Regions from separate parts of the Homo sapiens genome. Here all the other regions are linked to region 3. The links are chromatin loops, found by intact Hi-C in ENCODE. Cell type or tissue: heart right ventricle. All regions are shown on one strand. Links, peaks and the distances in the headings refer to the core of each region. The heading gives the core; the rest is flanking DNA. Region 1 holds the start of LINC01747 (long intergenic non-protein coding RNA 1747). Region 2 has its middle 3.1 kb from the start of CSTL1. Region 3 holds the start of CST9 (cystatin 9).

Evidence for each region. A loop is a pair of places that touch in the nucleus more often than their neighbours do. Peaks named below come from ENCODE experiments on the same cell type or tissue, not always from the same donor. Only the 100,000 strongest peaks of a DNase experiment are listed, where the experiment ranks them.
Region 1: it touches region 3 in a loop (4-fold over the local background); 13 of 110 quality-filtered maps call a loop at or near these places.
Region 2: it touches region 3 in a loop (5-fold over the local background); 93 of 110 quality-filtered maps call a loop at or near these places.

The regions. Positions count from the first base shown.
Region 1 is chr20:22,680,868-22,686,746 of GRCh38, forward strand. LINC01747 (long intergenic non-protein coding RNA 1747) reads right to left here and starts at 4,477. Exons shown (of 3, transcript NR_146527.1): 1 at 4,249-4,477; 2 at 3,878-4,037. LOC124904963 (a long non-coding RNA gene) reads left to right here and starts at 4,566. Exons shown (of 2, transcript XR_007067729.1): 1 at 4,566-5,020. RefSeq lists an enhancer at 3,628-4,827. In heart right ventricle, for the core only: a CTCF peak has its summit at 3,336 (motif pointing left); a DNase peak (open chromatin) is centred at 3,344; H3K27me3 peaks cover 1,116 bases.
Region 2 is chr20:23,433,682-23,439,560 of GRCh38, forward strand. No RefSeq gene overlaps it. Among named protein-coding and RNA genes, the nearest start is that of CSTL1, 3.1 kb to the right of the region's middle. In heart right ventricle, for the core only: no CTCF peak of the experiment used is centred there; a DNase peak (open chromatin) is centred at 2,535.
Region 3 is chr20:23,603,671-23,609,549 of GRCh38, forward strand. It overlaps CST9 (cystatin 9), which reads right to left and starts at 2,247. Exons shown (of 2, transcript NM_001008693.3): 1 at 1,940-2,247; 2 at 1-64. The coding sequence starts at 2,194. In heart right ventricle, for the core only: a CTCF peak has its summit at 3,083 (motif pointing left); a DNase peak (open chromatin) is centred at 3,071.

The DNA of each region.
Region 1 (5,879 bases), core at 382-5,381, 920 kb before region 3:
CTGCCTCTAATTATCGGTCACACTGCCAGCTCTGTCTCTCCCCATGACCCATGACACTGCCAGCTTTGCAATTTTGTTTTCTGAATAAGAAGCTTCACATTTAGCTTTTAGATTTGAAATCTGGTTTGGGATTTTTTTTTTTTTTAATGAGCATGCCTGTGCATCATATCAGTAAAGCTGATGATATGAGTGTATTCTATCAGACTGAATCATATGTTAATACATTTGCCACTATGTTTGACATACAGAAATAATTCCATATTGTTTTACCCATAGAATTGCTTGCTTCCATGACCCCAAAGATGAATACAAACACACAAAAAAACCCCAAAAGTTACAGATATAAGTGAATTTTGAAAAATAATATACTTTCTGGACAAATTAATACCTAATTTCTACACACTAAATATTATTTCCCACTCACATAACAAAGTCAGCAAACTGTTTCTTTGGTAAACAATTGGCTCTGTCGATGTTATAAAATCATTTTTAGGAAAAAGACTAACATGAAACAATGGTAGAAAATCAGAATGCAAACTAGTCAACATTCCTTGAACTATGAACGTGAAGTAAAAATTTTACAAGTGGCAACCTAAGCATTTAAGAAAAAACAGTTACTGCTTAAATAAGAAACCTGTTGCATGGAAAAGCCACCTTCCTCTGTACTTATAGGACAAAATGTGTTGTACTCTTGGGGATCCTCAAGTTCAAATGAGAATCTCAACAATTTCCATTTCCATTTTCCTGAAGACTTGGCACACGCTGGCTAGCAAGGCTGCCCAACAGCAGAGCTGCGCAGCTGCAAAGGCCTTTACGTCTTTGTCACCAAGTTGGCCAGGAGCTGCCTATGTGGGAAGTCTTATAATGCATCAACAAGAGGGAAGCAGCAAGAACTGAATCTCACTGGCTCATCAATTCCCAAGTGGCTGGCAGCAGCTAAGATACTACCCTTTTTCTGAGCCAATAGCTTTCTCAGGCTGTATATGTGCCACCTTGCAACTGGCCTCTTGCAACACAGAGAATATGAAAGAAAATTTTTATCATTCTCTGGTAGTCTTTTGCTTTCTGGAGTACTCTGTTCTGTAATGCACAATTAGAAGTGATTTCTCCATCAACATAATGAAACTGTAGTTAAAATGAGTTCACTATTTTCAGGAAAATTACTGAAAATGATGATGATGATGTCACCAAAGCTGGTCCATCAGGAAAGCATGCAGCCAAGACATCTTTCTACTATTCAACATGGACAATTTAGTTTCACCCAAAACGCCATCTATCATGTTAAACTAATGCTGATAATTTGAATTTGTTGGTTTTATAGGGTTTAATAAGTGTGCAAAGTTGTATGTTGCTCTTGGTTAAGAGCTACATTCACTAGGTGATTCTTCCTGGAGTTGTACAGGTTTATGAGATATGTTGATAATTCCCTGATGTCTTTTTCCTTACAAGCAGTTGATACTTTCTCAGGTTTGGTGAGGACCCATGTAGAATTACAAGAGAGAATCCACCTGTGGCTACCCACTGCTGAGTCTTAACACTGCAATTGGCTGGATTGGGGCAATTCATACAACTTGTCACAGAAGCAGAACCAGGATTCTTCCCTAGCAGTAAATAGACAGGGACCGTGTGGGGCACCAGAAGCAGCTATGCAGGCACTCTAGACAGACCTTCCCATCTCTGCACAGGGCAAAGTCGGTCCCAGCCAGCAGCTGCCTCCCCGGGCATGCACCAGCACATGCAGTGCAAGCTTCTGCAGGTTGACTTAGTGTGATGTGAGAAAGTATCATTCACATGTTTCATGTCGTGTACTTTCAGAGTTGGGCAGAGAAACCGTGTCCCCTGTGTGGACTGCCTGCAGGCTCTCTGGGACAGACCCAGAGGTAAAAAGCCAGCACATTCCCCGTGTGCCTGCCTAGGCTCTGTTTCCCAGACACTCATTAGAGCCTGACACATTCTGACATATTCCACTTAGAAACACCTTATCAATAAAAACCAAATGCTTTTCGTCTTTGGCCACTTAGGAATCCCACACTGGGGACACAGTCCACGTTTAGTGGGCAATGCTTTTGGCCAGATGAGGCGCAACTAAAACTTCAGTACAAGTTTGGGGTAAAGTGCTGCATTAATTCAGGGACTGGCAAACTGTGGCCAGGAGGCCAAATCTAGGCCACTGCCTGCCTTTAATAAATAAAGGTTTATTGGTACACAGCCACTCCCATTTGTTTTCATTTTGTCCATTACTGCTTTTGTGCTACAATGACAGAGTTGAGTAGTTATGACAGAGACCATATGGCCTGCAGAGCCTAAACTATTTATTCTCTGGCCTTTTACAGAAAAAGTTTGCCAACCCCTGCATAGGAATAAAAGGAAAATAGCCCCTTTCAAGGAACCCCTGGAAGGGTCCGGACACAATGCCGGCTCATGGTTGTTTTCCATTCCTGCTCTGACTCCCAGGCTGCAATGCAGTCAAAGCCCTTTGAGCTCCCCTTGCTAAATAACTTTAACCTTTGTGAAACAAGCAGCCATCCTTCTTTTGCAGAAGGAATGACAACGATCATTTTTCCTTGCAGGTTATGGGGTGGTTAGCCATGTGGGCAATGGGTCTAGACAGCCAGGTTTGAATCCCTCCTCACCTTTTGAGCCCTCTGTGCCTTGGTTTACCTTTATGTAAGATGAGGATAAGAAAAGCGTGTGTCCTCTAAGGCTTTTATGAAAATGAAATGAGATACTAAGAACAAAGTGTTTGTTTTAACTTGGACTGCCTCATCCTACACGATCAATAGAGACAGGGATTCTGGAGTTAGAGGATATCTTGAGAGGGCATCATCACTGCTGTCTTTCTGAGGAGTAAACTGAGGTCCAGTGAGGAAAAGTGACTCTGCTCCCACCCTCCATAGATATTGAGGCAGGTTTAGGAGGCAGAGGCTCCAATGGTAACGGCTGCTAATATTTTTTGAGCTCCTCTGGGTGAAGGGCCTGGGCTCCACACTTGACTTGTCATGTCTCATTGAGCGTTCGTGGCTGCCCTGTGAAATAAGCATTTTGTTTACCCCGACTTTACAGACAGGGAAGAAGCGATGGTGCTGGAACTCACATCTGCCCAAGGTGAGCTTGCAGGAGCTCACGGCCAAGCCCTGGCTGCCTCTCCACGCAGCGGCACTCATGAACACACTTGGGAGCAATACAACATTTTGGGTTCCAGGGATAGAAGGGGTCAGGGGAATTCAACTAGAAAATGCCTCAAACACCAAATTCTCCATCTGGGTAAAACTGGAACCTTTCTGGCTACCCCTCTTCTCCTGTGTACAGCATTGCAATGGGTCCATCTAGTGGTCAAAGGCAAGAATGTCCACCGGTCGGGCCTCTGAAAAGCAACTGAGCCAACAAGCCCTCCCATCTCGGCCAATCTCAGCAGGCCAAGGGACAGGCAGCCTGGCCAGACGTCGGCCTTAAGGAGGACCTGGCAAGGGACGTGTCCATGGATGTGCAAAGGAAGGGGGACACTGGCAGTGGCCACCTCTCCCTCCTCATCTTTTCAGAGCCCTGTACCCCAGTTCCACAGGAAGCAACATTGCCCCTCAGAGGACATTTTACAGTGTCTGGGGACATTTCTGGTTGTCACAACTGGGGGATCTTTCTGGTGTCTAGTGGGTAGAGGCCAGGAATGCTTCTTACCACTCTACAGTGATAGGGCAGCCCCCCCACGGCAAAGAGTGAGCCTCAAATGCCAACAGCGCCACACAGCACTGGAAACCCTGAGGTGTCCTCCTTCCAAATGGAACCGGGCAGGCCTGGGGATTCCACGAGGCTGTGCGTGCTCAGAACCCTTGCATGTGCATTCCTGCCTAGACCGCTCTCCCCATCCCCACTCTCTTACCTCATCCTCTTCCTTCACCTCTCAGCCCACTTGTCTCCTGTTCGGGGGAGCTCATCTGCTCATGTCTGCCTCTTTGTCTGGGTTTTATCTCTCCACATGCAGGCCTGAGACAAGGATTTGGAGGCAAGCAGTTTATTTGAGAGAGGATTCCAGGAAGCATCTGTAAGAGAGTGAGGAAGAGGGACCGGAAGTGTGGGGGTGGAAGCATTGAAGGGTGAGTTGATGGGCAGCCATTGCTGTGAGCAGCCGAGGTGTGGTCTCTGAAGGAGGGGGGCGGGGGCATGAGGACTCAGAACTGTCCCCTCCAGGAGAATGAAGCCAAAGTGTTTATCCTTCAGCTCCCTGGCTGTTCCTGCACACTAGCCACTTACATTGCAGCTACCTGTGCACTGATAAAGGAACTGATGTCTGTCCGGTCTGCACACATCTCTCCATTGTGAAGGGCATTCAAGTTTGCCCTCTCTCACCCTGGTCCTCAGAAGCTAATGGGTCACTTTCCCAAATTGAAGCTCCAGAGACCAGGAACAGAGGACTGGTATAGTTGATGAGTCTACACAACAGGAGGCTGGCCCCACCTAGTGCAAGGATTTGGGAATTGTGACATCACCCTGGAGGCAATGCTAGCTCCCCCATGATCCACGGCCACATTGTTAGGGCTATGGAAACCTGACGGTTTGAGGGCAGACCACCAAGAGAATTGTTACATCACATCCCCAGCTAGACCAGGCTTAGTTTGCTTAGTAAGAAAGGCAATATTTTTGTTGAATTTCACATTTTCTACCAAGTAACGAATTAACCTTTTTGAAATCGCAGAGGAGATCACAGCAGGAAATGAAGCCATATCCTGTACACGCTGGCTACCACATATGAACCATCAGAGAGATGGAGGGCAATGTCTGGAAGAAGGACGGGAAGAGGGAATATAAGAACATTCAGTATTAATGGATTCCAAACTCCGTGTGATAACCAGCCGGTCCTGGACCAGTTTATCATCGCAGTGTGGACTGATTCTCTTTTGCAGGAAGTTAGTTTTGACTTCACCAGCTGGATTGGAGGGCACCTGTGGCATACCTTGTCCTATTGCTGTGGGGGACTTCGTCCAGCTTTTAGACATGCAAGACTAAATGTGAATACCATCTATACGTAAGTGGCTGAGAAAATGCTGTGGAGAAGCTTACAGCTCTCCATCATCAGCGATATAAGCACACTTTGATTAATCAGGTGAACTGCATACAATCAGGTAGTCTTGCTGAGGATGAAGAACTTTATATGGATTTGGGGTAATAGGACTAAAGTCCTTAGCATCACTTGTTTGGATTTTTCTCGTTTCATGAGTAGTTGATAATTCAGCAAAGGTTTCTTAAGCACCTAATCTGACCATTGCACAGAGGGCTAACTGCGGGGAATACAGCAGAAATGACATCTAAATGGCACATAGGGTACCACTCCCCAGCTGTGCCCATGCGCTGCAGCGAAGGGAACTACATTTCCCGGGAGGCCTTGCGCTCTCGCTTCCTGGTAGATTCAGCCAATGGGAGGCACTGGCCGGAGATTGGCTGCTGGGAGGAGGAGAGAAGCCTGGATGTGCCAGCCTCTTCTTCCTGTTTCTCATGGCTTCATCCATGATTTTAGCTCCAGCACAAGGCAGTCTCTCTCTGTGCTCCCATTGTGCCTGGCTGGGAGGGCACAGAGACCTTGGGCTCAGAGAGCCCCACATGCATTCTCCTTTTGCCCCCCTGGCCTAGGGGTGAGATCAGTTTCCTGGTGTTGCTCATATCTGGATTTTGTCTCTACTTCTTGTTTGACTCCTCAACTCTTCATTCACCTGTGCCACAAACCCCCATATTAAGTTCTCTCTGCTTGAAATACCTAGTGTAGTTTCCGGGATTTTGGACATCTTGCCTACTCCTTCAAACATATTTCATATCCCTTTCCCTCCTGCATGAGGCGTCCCACTCCCTGGCATCCTTCTTGATGTTCTTTTTTTTTTTTTTTTGAGACA
Region 2 (5,879 bases), core at 604-5,603, 170 kb before region 3:
CCAGCCTTGTTCTAGCTCTTATATTGTTAATGTGTCCTTCTTCACAGCCTGTTTAGTGCCACGTTTCACAATTTTGTATTGGTTTTTTTTTTAGAGGTGGGGTCTTGCTGTGTTGCCCAGGCTGATCTCGAACTCCTGAGCTCAAGTGTCTTCAGCCTTGGCCTCCCAAAGTGTTGGCATTACAGGTATGAGCTATCACATGTGGTTTGAGTTTTGTGCTTTTTTTGGTTGGTGATTTTGCTGATTAAAATGGCCCCAGGCATAGTGCTGCAGTGCTATCTAGTTCCTAGGCACAAGAAGACTGTGAGGTGCCTTATGGAGAAAATGTGTCTTAAATAAGCTTCATTCAGGCATTTACAGGACTGTTGGTGGTGAGCTTGATGACAATGAGTCAACAATATATATTTAAAAGACACCTCTAACTAGAGACACACATAAAATAAGGTTAAATATTGATCAATTGACAGAAAGTGTTGTAACCAGAGACTCAAGGAAACCAAACCTTGTGTTTTTCCTGGGCACAATGGTTTAGCATTTACTACTTCCATGTTTGCAGAGATTTTATAGAAGATACCTTCTGCAAATGATGAAAATCAGCTGCACATTGGGACAGTATCTGGATAAAGAAATGAAATGAAGTCAGATCATAGAATATCCCTTTCCCAATCCCTAAAAGAAATGGGCAAAAAGATAAAAACTAGCAGCTTTTCAAGAGAACTAAGACAGAGGGAAATCATCTGGTGCTGGCTAATTTCTATTTGCTCCCTAGCCCCACTGGCTAACCTTCTGTTATGGTTAATTTTACGTGTCAACTTGACTGGGCCACGGAATGCCCACTATCTGTTAAATGTTATTTCTGGATGGGTCTGTGAGGATGTTTCTGGAAAAGGTCAGCATTTGAATCAGTGGACTGAGTAAAGCAAATGGCCCCTCCAATGTGAGTGACACCATTCAATCCAATCCACTGAGTGCCCGAGTGGCAGATGGTTGAATTAGCTCTGCCTGGCTGTTTGGACTGTGACATCAATCTTCTCCTGCCCTCAGCGCTCCTGGTTATTAAGCCTTCAGACTCAGGTTGGAATCCACACCCGTGGCTCTCCAGCTCTCAGGCCTTCCAACTATACCATTGGCTTTCCTTGGTTTCCAGCTTGCAAACAGCAGATGGTGGACTTCGAGGCCTCCATAATTGTACAAGCCAATCCTTTATAACAAATCTCTTCATATCTCTGTGTTTCTCTGGAGAACCCTGACTAAGGCACTTTCTCCATGCTGCTCTCTGCTTCACAACACAGGCTGCTATGGACTCCATCCGTGGGGCTCTTGTGCCCTATAACTTCTGCTTGTATTTGACAACAAGATGCCTAGGAATGAGGTAGAGGACAGAGGAGACTGACATCATGGTGTTTGTCCCCTGCTCTCTCCACAAAGTGGCCAGCTGGCACTCCAATTCTTTCTAGATGTTTGCCTCATCTTTCAGGCTTAGGCTAGGTGGCATGGCTGCTGCAGACACTTGCCCTGTGTCCCAGGGTTTCTGTGTCCCTGCACCATTGCACAGCGCCCCGTATAGAAACTGCCCTGAACTCTCCTGTTGCAAGTGTGCCTGTGCTGACTGTGGAGACCCAGACTGACATGCTCCCCAACCCGTTGGATGAGGCCAGTATAACCTTGAAACCCAAACCAGGAAAGCACAATATGAGAAAAAACAATCACAGCCCAGTTTAACTCATGAAGATAGATACAAAAATTCTGAAGAAAACATTAGTAAACATACCACGCACAAAAATCTAGATGGATTATGGACGTAAATGGGAAATGCTAAACTTTAAGAATTTCAGAAAAAATATTTAAAAGTAGCTTTATGACCTTGATTTCCTAAATAAGACATAAAAAATGCAAACCACAAGAAAGAAAAATCAATACATTCTTTCCATTAAGATTAAGAATATTTTTTCATCAACATGCCATAAATAAAATGAAAAGACAACCACAACCCAGAGGATGACATTTGCAAGAAGGATAAATAAATCCTACAAATCAATTGAAGACAACCAAACAGAAAAATGGGCAAAAGATTTGAACTTGAAGACTTAATTACAGATTTCAACAGACTCTTGGCCCTCTTCCGCTTTTGCTGCTCATTGCTTCAGTGGGAAAAGCATCTGCTTACAGAAAACCAGACAGATCGCAGGAGAAGGTGGAAGCAGGAGTGTCGCAGCCTGCAGAATCCACCTGCTTTTTCTTTGCTTTCAAAATGGAACCTGATGACTATTTAAGAGCTGGTAAACAGATATTGTGTTGTGGAAAACGTCTGCAGAAAGGAGACCAAAGGCTGGATGAGGACGATGACCTCCCCACAAGCCCCTCCACTCTGGGCATCCTTGGCCTCTTGTGACACGCTCTCACTTTTTAAGCCTTGTGATTTCTCATGTTTCTGTGTCTGGAAAGAGAAAATGTACCCTGGGACCTTTGGAGCGATGCCAGCTTGGAGCCATCTGTAGCACCGCCTTGTTTGCTGACTTTCTGTGCGCCTGCTGCTGGCCTGCTCCCCAGAATCAGAAGGCATTTCCAGCCAAGATCAGCCATGTTCTTCTGCTGCTGCCCTGGGGGCGAGGGCTCAGGGCTGCAGTGGGAGCTGCTGCTGGCAGCATGGACTGTGCTCCCCTACCCCTGCCCTGCAGCCACAGTTGGGAGATTCCTCAAGCAGGCACAGACTGCTGACCATTCCTTCCTGGGCCATGTTTGGAGGGTGCCCAGCAGCAGGTGGGTCGCAAATAGATTTGCTTTCTGCCTGGGTTATCTCCAGGTCAGCAGCCAGCCTAGAACAGGATTATTTAGGGGACAAAGAAGAGCTTGTCAAATAGTGCTACATGCAAAAAAAAAAAAAAAAAAAAAAAATAGAGTGGAGAGAAGAAACCAACCGAGATCAGCCGTGTTGTTTACAGAGGATTATTTGTTTCCCCAGAATGATCAGAAAATTTCAGATAGCAGATGTCGGCTGATGAAGAGAGTGTCACAGTGTGACCCTTTCCCAGCACCAATGCCATATCTACTGGTGAAGGAGTGATGAAGAACTACAGCCAGGAAGCTCCCTGTCTGCAGGTTCCTCAGCCCACATAAGCAGAGCCTGCTGGGATAAAACACATCATCATGTTCTTGTTTATTTCCTGCTTCTCCTAGGAGCTGGACTGATAAAGAAATCCTGAGCTTGGTCGTCAACAGACAGAACCAGGAAGTTGTGCAGCTCATAGGGGGCCTCTGTGGGACACACACCATCTCGCCCACACAGCACCCAGCCACGGGTTGATCCAACAGGAATCCCACACTTGCCATCATGCCTGGTCCAGCAGTGGCCTGTTACCAGGTTCAGCTTATGAGACAGGAGGCCCAGTTTGCTGGACTCCTGGGAAACATACTTTTTCTTTCTTTCTTTTTTTTTTTTTTTTTCAGACGGGGTCTTACTCTGCTGGGCAGGCTGGAGTGCAGTGGCACAATCACAGCTCACTGCATTCTAGACCTCCAGGGCTCAAGCGATCCTTTCATCTCAGCCTCCAGAGTTGCTGAGACTACAGGCATGTGCTCCCCGGCTAATTTTTGTGTTTTTTAGTAGAGATGGGGTTTCACCATGTTGGCCAGGCAGGTCTTGAACTCCTGGCCTCATGTGATCTGCCCACCTTGGCCTCCCCAAAGTGTTGGGATTACAGGTGTGAGCCACGGCGCCTGGCCAAATTGCACATATTTAAAGTGTACAATTTGATGAAATTTGTCATACGTATGCACCTGTGGAATTATCACTACAATTCATACAACAGACATATCTATCACCTGAAGTTTTCTCATGCCCTTCTGCAATCCTTCTCTCCTATGCTCCTTATTCCACAGACATGAGCAGACCTCATATTTCCTGTTATTCCATGGTCTAACCAGAGCTCATATTTTTCCCTTCTTTTATTGGCAAGAACAGGGCTCCTATTTGTTATAGCCAGCACTCCTAATTTACTCTTGTTCCACGGAAATACTCAGGCCCCTATTTTTCCATTGTTTCATGGCAGTAACCAGACAACAACTAAGCCCTCTATTTCCCTTTGTTCTGTCGCCCAGGCTGGAGTGCTTGGTGTGATCTCAGCTCACTGCAGCCTCGACCTCTCTTGGGCTCAGGTGATCCTCCCACCTCAGCCTCCAGAGTAGCTGGGACTACAGATGTGGGCCACCATGTCTGGCTAATTTTTGTATTTTCTGTGGAAACGGGGTTTCACCATGTTGCCCAGGCTGGTCTGGAACTCCTGGGCTGAAGCAATCCTCCTAGCCTCAGCCTCCCAGGTGTCAGCCACTATGCTCTGCCCCTATTCCATGCTGTAACCAAGCTCCCTGTCTCCCTTTATACATGTACCTTACCAGAATCATATTTTTTTCCTGATTCCATGTCCACAGAGTCAGAAATCAGCATTTTGCTGACACAAGCTAAGGAACGCCAGTGTGACCTGTTAGGCGCCTCACATCTCTTTCTGTGGCATAGTCAGGGTCTATGTTTTCCTTTTCTTCAATTAAAATTGCCAGTGACTCATTTTCCTCTTTATGGACACAACCAACTCCCATATTTCTTAAGCAGATTTATTGTTTATGCTTTGAGCCCCACATCCATGGGGTTTCTAATATGGCCCACCCAATGTTATTTTTCCTCTCTATGGGCCTCAGCCTGATGGGGGTATCCCAGGTGTCTGGGGCATGCTGAGACGGCACAGGTCTGTGTGGCTTCCCGGATTACTCGGAATCCTTCATTATCTATTCTACAGCAAGTGGCCCTCGGCAGCTCAGGCTCAGGGAATTTCAAATGTATCACCTCCACCGGCTGGACAAGTCCTCTCAAGACAGGCTCTGGGGCCAAGGGAGGATGTTGTGACTGGTGCTAGCAACATTGTCATGATGGAAGGTGGCCTGGCTTCCGGGACATGACAGGCCATGGGTGAAGTGTGGGTTCAGAGTCACAGAAGAATCACGAAGAAGACATTCTTATGCACCTGACACCTGACTTGGGAGCAGGTTCTTTGCCTACATCCAGTTAGTCTCTACCACAATTCAAGTGGAGTCTTTCTCCCCATTCTCATATTACAGGTGAAGAAACCCAGCTTAGGGAGATGAGGTAACTCTCCCAGAGTCCCCAGCGAAGGACTTGAGCCAGGACAGTTGGATCCTAAGTCTCCTGCTTCCCCTCCCTCAGCACGCTACTCCTCACAGAACAACGCTTTATTTAGTTTTGGACATTTTAACCTTTATTTTGGAATAATTTCAGACTTACACAAAGGCTGCAAAAATAGCATAAAGCATTCTCGTATACCCTTCATTCCACTTCCCCAAATGTTAACATATTATACAATCACAGTACAACGGTGAAAACTAGAATATCAACATTCACACAATACTATTAACTAATCTGCAGATTTTATTCACATTTCATCAACTATTCCACTAATGTTTTTTTCTGGTAGGATTCCATTTAAGGTGTTTTTTTTTGTTTGTTTTTTGTTTTTTTTCTGAGACACAGTCTCGCTCTGTCACCTAGGCTGGAGTGCAGCGGCACCCTCCCGGCTCACTTCAGCCTCCACCTCCTGGGTTCAAGTGATTCTCCTGCCTCAGCCTCCCAAGTAACTGGGACTACAGGTACACACCACCACACCCAGCTAATTTTGTATTTTTAGTAGAGATGGGGTTTCACCATGTTGGCCAGGCTGGTCTCGAACTCCTGATCTCTGGTGATTCACCCACCTCAGCCTCCCAAAGTGCTGGGATTACAGGCGTGAGCCACCGCGCCCAGCCAGCAAATGTTTTTAAAATAGGGCATTCATGGGCTTTTGGGGGTAAGTGACACCTAATCTTCAGGGGTC
Region 3 (5,879 bases), core at 285-5,284:
CAAATTTCCTACATACGGTTTGGCGCAGTTGCAGATTCATGGAGAACACCATCTTACCTCGCCACTGTTGGACAAAAGAAGATTAAAGTGGATGCACCGTCTTCCTGCCCCTAAGTAGCTACTAGTGAAGATGCCATTTGAGTAGGAGAGGCCCCAACACTTTACTGCATTTGAGAGCTTGCCCATGGGCCTGGCATCAGCTCACTGGAGGTGAAACCCAGGGGATCTTCTCTAGACTGAGGAGTTAAGAGCAAAAAGCAGGTGGGCATGGTGGGTCTGGGGAGGATGCAGGCTGAGTCAGACCCCACTAACACATTATCCACCTCCACCCACCCCCATTTCCCACGGTGAGACTCCAGCTTCACTCTCAGTAGGCATCTGATCTTGCAGCTGCATTCCCAGAGGACAGAGCCACATGTCCGGGAGGGTGTTGGATCTCCAAGAGTTTTCAGGGTAACTTCAGCCCTGGGACAGAGGGAGCCTCATCTACAGTGTGTTGTCAAACCTTCCAAGTGACCTCCAGCAAGAAGAATGACACACAGCGCTCCCACTACACACAGGCACACACCCTGGGAAAATGGGTTCAAGAAATACCATCTGCCCTATTGCAAAGTGCATGCTGAAGTTCTCCTTGCCCTCCTTCCCACTCCATTCTATTTAATTCCACTCCATAGCCTCCCTCTCACCCATCTATTCTTCCCAGCCCCCAAACTGATGCTGGGATTGCCATATCCAGGAAGCCATGTGGAAAGCTTTTAGGACTTACTGTCATTTAGGACTTATAGACCATAGTAAGGAGCTTAGATTTTATTCTAACGGTATTAAGAATGGAGGCTTACACTGAGGTCTTGGAGAATCAAGCAAAGCACTGGGAAAGCAGAAGCATGAGGCCTGGCCAATCTCAATCTCTGAGACTTCCAAGGTTCCAGCATGAATATTAGCAGCCACCATTACTGGACCAGATGCCCCTCTGAGGGTTGCATCAGGCTTTTAATTCTCCTGAGAGGAGGCAGCAAATGAGCAAGGAGGAAAATTCCTCTGTACCAGCATTGGAATCCTGAGGATGGCAGTGAGGAATCCACCCCAGGAGGCAGAGAACCAGCCAGAGCCTTGCACAGAGTCTTTCCAGAGCTTAAGCTCTGTGCGGTACTAGAGTCCCTCTGCCTTTCTTTCAGGCTCTTGGTGCTGAGAAAGGAAGAGCAATGCTCCTTCTCTCTCTAAACCAGAAGTTCTCCACTAGGAGGGCATTTTAATTGTTCATGCCTGAAGCCCAGATGAACTGTGCATTCCTGACCACATTTAATGATTTCATCAAAAAGGCAAGCATTTTAGGATAAAGGTCCATTGAGGAAGAGTGTAAATTGGCCTTCAGTTCATTAAGTGCAGACAGAGCAAGGAGCCCAGAGAAGGTGGAGATCAGAGAACTAACCTTTCACGGTGGCCTCTCAGGGCTGATGGTGTTCTTTATTGCCCTCGAATTCTCACTGTTCTCTCTCTGTCTGCCTGTCTCTCTCTCTCTCTGTCTCTCTCTCTCTGTCTGTCTGTCTCTCTCTGTCTCTCTCTCTCTCTCCCTCTGTGTGTCCTTGCTTTTCCATTTTCATTTTATGACCTGGAAATGTTTATCAGTCTCTTTGGTTATTTTCTCTTCTTGTCAGCTTCATCTCCTTAGAAGTCCTTATTTTGAAGTCACTCTTCAGTTATACAATGTCTTAAAAATCATGAAGATTGAAAAATATATTTTGCATGTGAATAGACATTTACCTAATTTAAAAAAAATTTTAAGTTCAATGTTTTCCAAAACTAAAACTACCGTAATTGGTTGTGGACTACCTGACTATGGACTGCTGATGGTGAACCAAGTCTCCTAGACTAGACATCTTGGTCCCTCACTTAGGGGCAGATGGAGAAGGACAGGCCAGAAGAGGATGTGGTCACCAACCTTTCTGTCCATGCTATCCTCCCTCCATGAACTCAGGACGCGCAACAGCCTGTAGGCATGCTCCTCCTTGCTCTGCACGTTGAAAGTGTTCAAGGCAAACTCCACTGTGGCGAGGAACATAGGATCCTGGACTATTTTATTATTACCACCCATTTCCTCTTCAGAACACCAGGCATAAGTCACCAGGAGCTGGAAGCCCATGAGAAGCAGTGACAGTGCCCAGGGCATAGCCTTCCTCCTCTGCGGACTCGACATGATGCAGGCTCCAGCAGCCCTTGCCTTTGCCCTTCAGATCCCTGGCGTCCACTGGAGCCTTCCAGGGCTCAGGTCTGGCCTTTAAATTCACCTGCTGGGGCAGAAACTCCTCCCTCCAGGCCTCACCTCTGCAGTTACACCCTGTCTCTCCCACACATGGCCTCCCTTCTTCCAAAGGCGTTTAAATCATCTCCTGTTTAGGGGAGAGGAACAGCACCCAGGCAGGTGGGTTGGAAAAGACTAGCAATGGGAGAGATAGTGCCCTGAACATGAGGCCCAGCCCCAGCTGCCCCAGCACCTCCGCAGGCTAAAGGAGACCTCTACTGGGCGCCCCAGAGTCAGAGCCCGGCACAGGAACACAAGTGTGAGAGGTATGAGTGGAAGGTGAGCCCTGGACTCAGCAGTGGGGGTGGGCTGGGAGGGGGAGGTTAGGTGGAAAGGCAGAGACAAAAGGATGGAAAGGGATGACAGTGGATGCTAGTATCATGGGTGAGCAGGTACAGCGCCCCGAGAAAGCACTGGGCCTCTTGAGAGAGAGGCGGGGAGCCCGGGAGGATTGGCGGGATGTCCTGCAGGTGTCTGCTCCCCCGAGGGTCTCGGGAGGGGGGCACCAGCCTGGGGGTCGTGGGCAGAGGTTGAGGAAATCAAGAGCAGGAGCCCCCAACCCTGTTCTCTGCACCTCCCTAAATGCAGCTTCCCAGCCCAGGGACGCGCTGCCAAGTGCTGGTACTAGGGGCCTGGCTAGTTATGGCTGCCCCTATTCCTCAAAGGTGTTTCCAGGACGGGTGGCCGCTTGCAATTGGAGCAGTGGAGAACCAGAAAGACGAAGATGCCCTCAGGGATGGCTGAAGTGCACCCATTAGGTTGTCACGGGTTCCCTCCTGTGGCCACAGCCGGCACAGCACTCTGCGGCACAGTTTGTGGGTGGAGATTCTGAGTTCTCGACCAAGACCCACATAGCCTCCAACTCCAACCGCAAATGGGGCTCTCAAAAGACTGAATAATGCACTCTTCACAGACCAGACTTAAGCTTTGTCCCTGTGAAATATGCCTTTGATGTTTATCCGTAGCTCCTTGTAAACTTCAGAAGCAACCAGCATCCCCTGATGTCACGTTAAAAAGCAAGTTCCTAGTTTCCCCACCCAAAGATTCTGACCCAGTAGCTGTGAGCAGGGCCAGGGAAACTACATTTCTCACCAGCTTCCAGAGGATGGTTGTGTTCCCGGTCTCAGAACCATACTTTGAGTGGTGCAGGTTCAGAATACTTCCTGGGAAGTGCATACAGACCAAACCACATATGAGAAGTAACTCAGCTTGAGGGGCATGGAGGTCAGGGGATGAGAATGGCTTTTGTGGGGCACACAGGATGGGGGACAGGCTTAGACAGCATGCCTGGTGATAAAGAATAAGAGTTTGTTTCTAGACCCTGTTTGCAAAGAAAAAGCAACTCAATGTGACAATTCCAGGAAAGCAGCCAGATGTGCCAAAAACATCACCCAAGGAGTCTGTATCCTTTCTCTGATGGCGTTGAGTTCACTGGAACTGCAGCTGAAGCGTAACTAATGTGGTTTCTTAGCTGGAGAGTGATGGTGCACGTAGGGGTAGGAAGGGGGTGTCAGTGAGGGCGGAAATGCCTTTGTGGGTTTTGGGATGAGCAGGCCATAAGGTGCTGTGAGAACTAGAATCCTGATGCCTGGAATAGGTTGCGAGTGTCCTGAGAGAGGCCTGCAATGCCCATGGAGGTCACTCTCACCTTGTAAGTTCAGCGGCTGACAAACTTGGGGCATCCTGCCAATTGCCAGTGGCTCCCCCACCATTCTGAGGGCCGATACCCACATGTGCTCCAAGGGAGTGCCCACACTCACTCTTACATGAGCAGTGGTTTAGGGTCCTGGGCACCAGCTCTGTCCTCACTGTGCAGCCAAGGAGGGGACAGGGATCCCCACACCCAGATGTGAGACCACGGGTGTACAGACACCATGGACCCTTACAAGTGTGTCTATTTTCTTGTTGAATCCCCAGTGGCCTGGGATGGCCTCACTTCCCAGGTGGAGAGAGACGGGAATATCAAGACATAGCCAGGTAAAGAGAAATACATGTGGGCTCCAGGCTGAGGAGCCCCGAAGACGTGGGTCAACATGTTGCCGAGGCCAGAGTGAAACCGGACGGCCCGGAGGGGCTGGCTGGCCAGCCCACAGGCACAGCTCACAGCTCTCTGCAGGGCTATCCCCAGGTCTCAGGTCTGGGAGGCTTTCTCTCCTGAGTCCCCTTGCAAGAGTTCTGTCTCACTCAGCTTCTTCCTGGGCACTCGTTGGCCTGTCTGTCTCTGGGGCCACCGGGACTTGTCTGGTGCTCTCTTTGTGTTGCTGGCACTGGCACCGAACACCCATGTGGTCTCATAGGAAGGTCCCAGTAACTCCTCACTGAAATGGACCTGCTTTTCCAGAAACGAGGCCCTGTATTTCTGAACGCATTCCTTTGAATGATTAGAGAATGCTGGCAACGACCAGGACCAAGCCACTGGCCCTTTTCTGTGAAGCTGAACATGAGGCGGTGGACGAGGGGAAGCCCAGTGACTCTTCGGGACACAGGACGCTCTCCCCAGCTCCCGCAGACCCTCCAGCTGAGTGCTCTCCCCGGGGTCGGACTCATGTCCCTCACTGCCCGGCCTACTCAGCCACATGCTCTAAAGGTCCCGTGCGACCTTGCTCACTGCCTGTTTCAAGCTGGGCCAGGCTCAGCGGGGCCTGCCAGTTTCAGGATCGCCTGCTGGGCTTTGGGATCACTTCCTCGGGACCCTCCCCATTCCCCCTGCTTGGCATTTCCCTAGGAGACTCCCCAGACAAGCCAGCATTCCCAGGGGTTTCCGTGTGCTGGAAAACAAGGTGGTGTCCAGGAGATCAAAGGAAGACAGCAGGGGCAGGGAGAAGCCCGGACTCAGAGCAGAGTGAGTGATCCAGTGATTGCTGTCATAGCAATCATCAAAGGGGCAGCTCGGGGCAGGGGGGTGAGCGGGGCTGGGTGGGGGTGCTGCCAGGGAATTCCAGAGCCCCCTCCACTCCTCCCTCCCCTCCTCCAGGTTTTCCACCTGGGGGGTTCTTCTTAGCTCAGTCTTCAGCTGACTTTGAGTTTTTATAATTTAAGGAATTAATCTCATATAGACTTATGGCAAATTTAAACTGAGAAAGAGGAATAATGATTGAATTAAAAAATGACAAAAGGAGAAATAAAAATACAAACATTACCGGTAAATATAGAGGCCTAAATCAGGGGTCATTCGTACCACATGCAAATCGGAAGGCCCATGGGCTGTTTCTTCTCCTTCCTGTGGGTCCAGCAGGTCCCTCACCCTGGCTAAGTCGGGGGTGCTGCCCTGGGCCCAGGAGCTTTGCTCTGAAGAGGAAGTGCTGCCCCAGTCACCCTCAGCAGCCCTCCTGTTTGCTGGCCTTTGCCGAACACACCTGCCTTCGCTCCTCAGTGGGCGTTTCCTCAGCTTCTGCTGTGCTCCCGACGGAAGCCTCTCCCATCCAACGCAGCCCATTGTTTTCTTTCATAAGTACTTTAGTTTTTAAAAAACTGTAAGTTAATTTAAATTTAAAACAGTACAAAAATGTCATAATACCACTTCTTTTTTATTTTTAAAATTTTCTGTAGAGATGGAGTCTCACTATGTTGCCCAAGATGT